Linked DNA regions of Homo sapiens: region 1 is linked to region 2. A link is an interaction called in ENCODE POLR2A ChIA-PET data of the cell type or tissue named here. Cell type or tissue: A673. All regions are shown on one strand.

Region 1 (4,000 bases), 120 kb before region 2:
TTAAACAGCCATATAGATCATATAGACCAACCTAAATTTTCTTAAGAAAAATGAAGAACTGAGCCCAAGAACCTAATTTATCAGAATAAATAAAATGAATCATTTCCATTAAATCCATAATTATTTAATTTACTATTTTGAATTGTATAGAAAAATAATTTGTTTCTTTATGATACTTTTCTTAAAAAGTTACTGCAATCAACTTCATTCTTAATTTAAATGATAGGTAGATAGGTAGGTAGGTAAATAGATAGACAAATAGATAGATAGGTAGATAGATATTATGCCACCAGGCACTAATTGAGGCCTTGGAGATACAAACAAAAAATACTAGGTATTTGTCCTAACAGCAAGAAGAATTTAATATGTGAAAAGGCACCCATACACAGAAGCCAACAAACAAGAATACAATACTGTTAATGGGATAATGGAGATGTGCTTAGGGGTTCGCAGCGTGAAGATATCTAGACTTAATGCTGAAAATGGTTTGAAATGAGCAAAATACCTTCCCAGCTTTCTCAAAAGGAGATACATGTTTTTAGATTATGACAGTACCTGAAATAAACTAAGTATAAAGATGAGATATATGAGTCACATTTTTTTTCATTGCAATAGGAAATGAAAATCTACTTCCACTTCTTAGAAACAAGCTATGCTCTGTGCCCAAACCCATTATACCTTTTGATTAGGGAAAGCTTTCTGGGCAAGTTAATGTCTCATTTTAAGTGCCTAATATAAAATGTTTGTGAGAGTTTGCAAGGTAAAATAATAGACAAGATTTACTCCAGTCAAAAGGGAGAGTATAAACTTGGGAAATTGAGAGTTAAAATGTAGTGTGGCTGTAGTAAAGGTGCAAATTGGAGAGGAGCAAAAGATAAAGCTACAGCAGTGGACAGGGACAGGTGTGAAAGGGTCTCATCTGCTAACCTAAGGAATTTGGATTTCTTTGTGGCAGCTATGTAGAAACAGTGTGCAAAGCATTGTGAAGTGACTATAATGCTCATGTAATATCCACTCAGTTATTTCTTTCTAGTGCAATGTTAATGCTTCATTGTTTCCGTTTGAAAAGGTACATTAATTTTATTTTTCTAATTTTTAGAGGATCATATAGATCCATAGAATGTCAAGAGATCTGGGTAATATCTGAAAAATTCAACTAAACGTGTTCGTAATAACAATGAAGCACGATACGTTACAAAATTAAATCCTCGCATCATTTGTTTTTGTTTTAACCAGATACTTGTAAAACAAAACTGCACTAAAGATACGGCCTAGCTAAATCAAATGAATGGGACACATAGAGGTAAGCACAATAGAATACCACATATCATCAAGAGACTAATTCGTTTTACTTTAATACTGAGCTATAACTTAAAGAAAATTATTACATATGGATTATTTGAGGTTCCAAGTAGAAAACCCATATTTATTCTATGATTTTCATTCTTATATTACACATTAATGCCTTAAATACCACATTTACTGACAAATTAAACCTGAAATGATAATTAATGAGTTAATATTTCTTCTTTGGTTAGCTCTTTAGATTTAGTTTCAAAGTTCATTTTGACACTTTAAAAATGATTATAACATAAAAAGTGTACTTAGACACACAAATGCAACCAATATTTGAGTTAGCCAAGCAAGCATAAATAACAACCTGAATGTGTTGTGAAAACAAATCATGTTATTTTCTGAATTCTTCAAAAACTTTAATTTGTTATTTCAGTCATAGACAAAATGGGGTTATAAAAATATACATTTATGATAACATTCCTCAGTGTCAAGTACTGTAATCAAGCAAAAATGTACAAATACTGTATCCAAAATTCTGATTCCAGGAAGGATAAATAATTATGACATAAGTTATTAGAGATAAAGGAGCATTTTTATTTTCAAAAATATTTCTAAAGGTACAAACACTTCAAAGAATATTAGAAAAAATATTTACCTGGTATTCCTGTATGGCATTATTTTCAAAATACCTCTTTTTCGCTCTTTGTATTTACCAACTAAAGTTCATAAACCTCTTAAATATTAAAGATTATATCATCTCACTCTGCCACAGTGGTTAAAGTTAAGTCTAAAATATTGTGAGTTTCTTCAAAAACAAAAGAGATGTTTACATACAAAAGATTAAATAATGTACTAGAAGACTTTAAACTGTTGGTTTTGTCATATCCAGAGCAATGAATTTGCATACAAAAAGTATCATGTAGCATCTGAAAGAGTTATTTTCCTAGTCTTCATCATATTTATAAAAATGAGGAAATTATAGCACTAGAAATATAGAATCTGAATGAGGTGACAAACTTTTCAAGGATAATACAAAAAGCATTTATACAAATGACTGCATTCAAATGCAAAATATAGCAATAGCCTCAATATTTTTGAAGTTTATACATATTTTTAGAAGGACTCTGGTACAAAAAAACAAAGAACTGATTAAGAATACTATTAAATGGCAAAAAGAAACTATACTATTTTCACACACTCATTAATGTAGAAAATTAACTGTAATTTCTCCAGTGAAAGCTAATATCTTTCTTAAACTAGAAATTTATTGGACTAAAGCTATTCAGATAAAAACTTACTCTCTAACTTGAAACTGTTAACCCATATTGTATATAAAACCTCATTTTTAATCTGCAGAGTATTTTTTCTTTCATATTAGTTTCTAATTTTTACTCACTTAATTAACTGTATCTCATCATATACCACGATGAAATTCAAACAACAAAAGTTTATTTTTTAAGTCTGTAATAAGAGTAGAAATAGCTATTTTTCCTGAAGCTGGCTACAATTAAACATATTAAAATTAAATAAAAAATCATAAAGGTGACCATGAGTCTTTCTGTGAAATTTCACAAAATATAATATTTTGTTATGTAATGAATGACATAAGACAATTTAGAGCAATAGTTCTATGCATTATCATTAGTTGGTAACATAAAAACTCTTTTGGTTTGTGTTTTATTGTAACAACAAAAATTGTTTTAAATTTAAACTGAAACAAGTAACATTTACCTTTTCCAATTGAGCGTTTTTTTTGGATTTGTATAAAAATTCTCCCACTGCCACAAAAACTGAAAGCACCAAGCCGGCTGCCAGAACAATGAAGATGCCACCAATATTCTGAACCCCCAGGGCACTGGCCTCTTTGCTCTCCTCTTCTGGGCAACCATTGCCCCTCCACCATTTCTCCTTCATCATATGCAGTTTGCCTTCCTCTTGCAGCTGAAGAATTGCTATGGTAATTTTGTCTCGATATGGAGAACCTAAGAAAGGAGAGGTTATGTTAAGTATTTCAAGGAACCTGAAATTTCATAATTAAAGGTTAGCAAGATGAGAGGAGGGCAGAGATTTTTCAAAATGCTTCAAAGTGTGCCAATGTTTTTTCAGAAGAGAAAAACAACTGGAAAAAACACATAGACGTTTAACAAGATCATTAAAATGGATAGCCTTGCTAGATATTGAGGAATTAAATGAATTTTGTTTTAAGAAAGAATATGTCTCCTAAAAGGTGGACTCAGCTTACAGCATTGTAAAACAGTAAGAAAGAATCCACAAAGGAAAACGGATAGAGTGCAAAGATGTTTCATTCATATCTACAATTTATTCTACACTGAAACCAGAGCACTGATAAAACAGCTATCTCTATTTTTAGACCAGAAAAGTTGTGAAAAATTGGTGTTTCCAAAGATTAAATGCAGTAATTTAAGGGAATAATTACTAATAAGCTGTATTCAATGGTATCTTTTACTTAGCAGATAATGGGCAGTCACTAGTATCTGTTATGTGATGTGCATAACAGAAGTCACAGGTTGTATGGACTTAGATAATTTAAAAATCATTATGGTGATTTACTTTATAAATCAAGGGGCATACAGCCACGTATTGTAAACATTTGGGGCGTTGTTCCTTTATCAATTTATTTTATAGGAGACAAGGTTTTATTTTGTTTTTTTCCAGTGGAGGCAACAATATAAATAAAACGTAT
Region 2 (4,000 bases):
AATGACTTTTAACAGATAATTAAAATAGGAAAGCTATAGAGGGCTCTATGTTTTGAATAAACCTTTGACTGCCCTGTAGAATAATAAAATTTTGCACATAATCACGTTATACCTGAAAGCCTCTGTCATATGTTTTCCATCAGTAAATGTAAAATTCATTGTGCCAATGGATAACTGTGTGGAATTTGACAAAAGTAACAAGGTGCTGCAATAAAGAAAAGCTGTGGCATTGATTTAGGGCACACATAGCAGATAATAATCAAATCATCATTTGGGGAGGCTGGGAAAATAGGAATCCATGAATACAGGGGAAAATATTATTTTTAATTACACGTTGTAGTTGTAGTGACTTGAAAGATAGAAAATGAACTAATAATCTTTTGGATTTAGCCAAAAGATAGCCAAACAAAATGACAAAATGTTCAAAGTATCAGCTGGCTAGTTTTAGCTACATGTAAGGTAGGACAAGAAAGAGATAGACGAGTAATCAGTACAACAGCAAGGAGATGGAGAAGGAAAAAGAGGAGGAAGAGGAGGAGAGGAAAAGAAAATTTAAAAGTACTGACCACTTTGCAAGCTGAATTTAGAGGTGATGTAGAGGGGATAAAACTTGCATGGTTGGATAACAAACGTATTTCTAATCTTCTGCCAGCGAAAGTTCTTAAAATTTTCTCAACGTGGCCACAAGGCTTAATTAAGAATCAAATTAAGCGTGATGCCTTAGATGCTTTCTTAGAACCTCTAAAAAAGTCAAGGCAATACCTTGTAGATTTTCTCATTTGGATAAAGATCCTCTAGCCCAAAGTAGCAACGATTCAGTCTGAAGAGAGGCATGCCTTTAAAAGAACGGCGTGTGTGGCTTTTACAGTATAAGTAGATTCAGTTAGACACATTTAAAGGTTAAGAAGAAATTGTACTGGTAAAAGCACTGTCACCCTGGTGTAGAAGGAACTGAGTCTGTAAATGTAGAAACTTGGGCTCTCAAGTTTCTGTGAGAAGGACAGCTGACTTGGAAGATAAATAAAGGTTTATGTTACATGTCACTAAGTTTTTGGCTGTTTGTTAAGCAATATTCTGGTGGCAATTAATAATTAACACAAGCTCAAGACATGTAAGTTCAGTGCCAAGAACTAGAGATACAAAAATGAATGATATAGATTCATTCAATCCCTATTCTCCTGCTGTGCAGTAGAGTATGGAAACATACAGGAACCAAGAAAACATATCTTGGATTAGTAATTTAACAATAATGTAAGTTTAAAAAAAAAAAACTTCAAAGAATGTAAAAGAGGAGCACTGTACCCAGACTGGGTAGATTTTGGTATGAAAAGGGTCAGGAGAGTTTCCCTGGAATAAGTGATGTATAGATTAGAATCTAAGGAATAAAGAGAATATAACCAATTAGGTTGGTAGAGGTGGATGGGGATGAAAAAAGAGCATAATGGGCATTAGAGAAAGAGATGTAAAGGTATAGAATGCAACACAGGACTAGGAATACATCAATTTGGATGGAGCTTACATTTTTAAAATATGTGCCAACATTTTGTTTAATGACCATACAAAAGAGCACATGTTTCTTCCTTTGATACTATATCTTTTAGATGGACATATGTATTAGTGCACATAATAAAGTCAGAGATTTCAGGTAGGCCAAATCCAGACAAATAATTTCTAAAAACTGGAAAACTTGAGTCATGGATTTCATAGAAACAAGGGCACTCGGTATCATTTTGTAAAACATGTGACTCACTTCAAAAATACAAGCATTCTCAAAAAAAGCCATAACACCTACAGGCTATAGCTGAGTGATTTTTGATCCTATAATGTATAGGCTTCCATTCTCCTAGCCTTTATACTTCAGGGAGAAAAGAATGTTCCTGTTGCTTGGTAACATGTTGCATAATGGTTAGCCCGGGGGTGAAACTTCAGTTCTAGTACACTAAATTCCCAGATTCCAAGTAGGTTTTGACTCCTCCTTTAATGTTTCTTAATAAAATTCTTGGACTGTCATCCATTTTACTATCTAAATATGATTAAGAACATATTGGTGATACCATGCAGTTTTCTATTGCTTACATGAAAATAATGTGAGAACCACTATCTCCTATTTTGAATTATTTTTTCCAGTCATGGCTTTACATTTATCTCTGAGGAGAGTCTGTGTGGTGTGTAATGGATATAGAAAAAAGAAGGAAGAATTTTTCTTGAAGATAATATGCTTTGAGCACCTTGAGCTCAGTGAACAAAATCAATCATGGTCTTTGGAAATGGAATTATTCGATGTTGAAGAACAGCTATGTAACTCTGCTATGTCTTTGCAATGCTGAGGATTTACACCCTTTAACACCAGATATCTGGAGCCAGCTCTTCTTGCTAGTAGTAACAAAACTGTATCGTTTTTTATAATAATTTTCTGGAAGGAAGTATTCCAGAACAATTAGTTAACAGCAAGGTCTTGCTAAATTAGTAAAAACAAGATAGAGATTCCTTTAGAAGTCAATGTCTTAGGGATGCTTCCTAGAGTGTTTGTATGTGTGGCTGTTAAATGAAAAATGAAAGAATTGTATAAAATGTAAATACACTACAAAATAGTCTCTGGTTCACTGTACAGTTTCAAAATGAGTAGGTAGTTTTTGAATTCCAGACTGCTAGAATTTTTTTTAAATTTCTTACCATAGCTGGAATAACTATACACTTAAAAAGTGAAAACATGAAATTGAAATTGGAATCTTTTAAGGCTACATTAAAATACCAAAAATATCAACATTTAATGTAGTCTTGTGAGTTCTAATTTTCTTTTCCTAGTTTCAGTAGGAAAATAGAACTCAGCATGTGATAATATTAGCAACATAAGGTAGTTGTCAACTTAGTAATTATCACTGTGTGGTTTTTATTGTGACTTGTGTACATTCCAAATACAATTCTAAAGAAATAATATATGTGCTGTTGGAAATAGAAAGCTGTGTCGTGTCGACTTTCTCAAGGTGCTAGAGGCACTCGTGTTTGAGAGAAAAACAAGAGATAAAAAAGAGTAAGAAGAAAAGTCAGTAGCAAGGAAAAGTGAAAGTAGGCAAAAATTGCATAGCAGAAAGCAATTGAACTATTAAAAAAAGAACGAAAGAATGAAAAGACAAAGAATTAAGAAAATAAGCTTAAAAATAAAAATTTTATAAAGAAAAAATACATATGTTTGGTAACTGATTTTTCAAAAATGAACTTTGCTACTAGTATATTTGAACTTTAAAACAAAATATTTGAGTCTTCTGGAAAAAATAAAATTAAAACGGAAATGTTTATGAACCAGAAATAAACACTTCTGGTGTCAAATTTTTGTGTTAGGTACAATAGGTTGTATTATTATATTTTACAAATTCAATTCAAAAGTCACTTGGATATTGGAATAAATTAAATGCATCACGCATTCACTTCCTTCAAGTTGTTGACACTAACAACGCACGTTTAGCAATTTCAGCGACTTATTTATTTTATTTTATTTTATTTTTTTTTTTTGAGACAGGATTGCACTCCAGTTGCCCAAGCTGGAGTGCTATGTCGCCATCTTAGCTCACTACAACCTCTGCCTCCCCGGCTCAAGTGATTCTCCAGCCTCAGCCTCCCAAGTAGCTGGGAATACAGGTGCATGCCACCACACCACACTAATTTTTGGGCTGTTTGTAGAGACAGAATTTTGCCATGTTATGGAGGCTGGTCTCAACCTCCTGGGATCAAGTGATCCACCCACCTTGGCCTCCCAGAGTGCTGAGATTACAGGCACGAGCCAACGTGCCTGGCCTAGCAGCTTATTTCTTTATAAAAACACAAAAATATTAACACGTTTGATAAGAAAGGAAATCTTATAAATTCTCAATATTCAATTAAGAAAAACTGATCCATCGCAATTAATATAGTCAAATAGGACCATACTGAACGTATTGTTTTGCTTATATTTGATTATTCAATAAATTTGATTAAATAACAGTGATTTTCCAAGTAAATGTGA

What was found. ChIA-PET counts read pairs that join two places held together with the same protein. Peaks named below come from ENCODE experiments on the same cell type or tissue, not always from the same donor. Only the 100,000 strongest peaks of a DNase experiment are listed, where the experiment ranks them.
Region 1: POLR2A ChIA-PET joins it to region 2 with 5 read pairs; 2 of 35 experiments call an interaction of 5 or more read pairs at or near these places.

Annotation. Positions count from the first base shown.
Region 1 is chr6:102,054,608-102,058,607 of GRCh38, reverse strand. It overlaps GRIK2 (glutamate ionotropic receptor kainate type subunit 2), which reads right to left. Exons shown (of 17, transcript NM_021956.5): 16 at 3,028-3,278. Among named protein-coding and RNA genes, the nearest start is that of GRIK2, 660 kb to the right of the region's middle. In A673, no CTCF peak of the experiment used is centred here; no DNase peak of the experiment used is centred here; H3K27ac peaks cover 3,827 bases.
Region 2 is chr6:101,929,853-101,933,852 of GRCh38, reverse strand. The region is part of intron 14 of GRIK2 (glutamate ionotropic receptor kainate type subunit 2); the gene reads right to left. Among named protein-coding and RNA genes, the nearest start is that of GRIK2, 540 kb to the right of the region's middle. In A673, no CTCF peak of the experiment used is centred here; DNase peaks (open chromatin) are centred at 932, 1,902, 2,982 and 3,622; H3K4me3 peaks cover 4,000 bases; H3K27ac peaks cover 4,000 bases.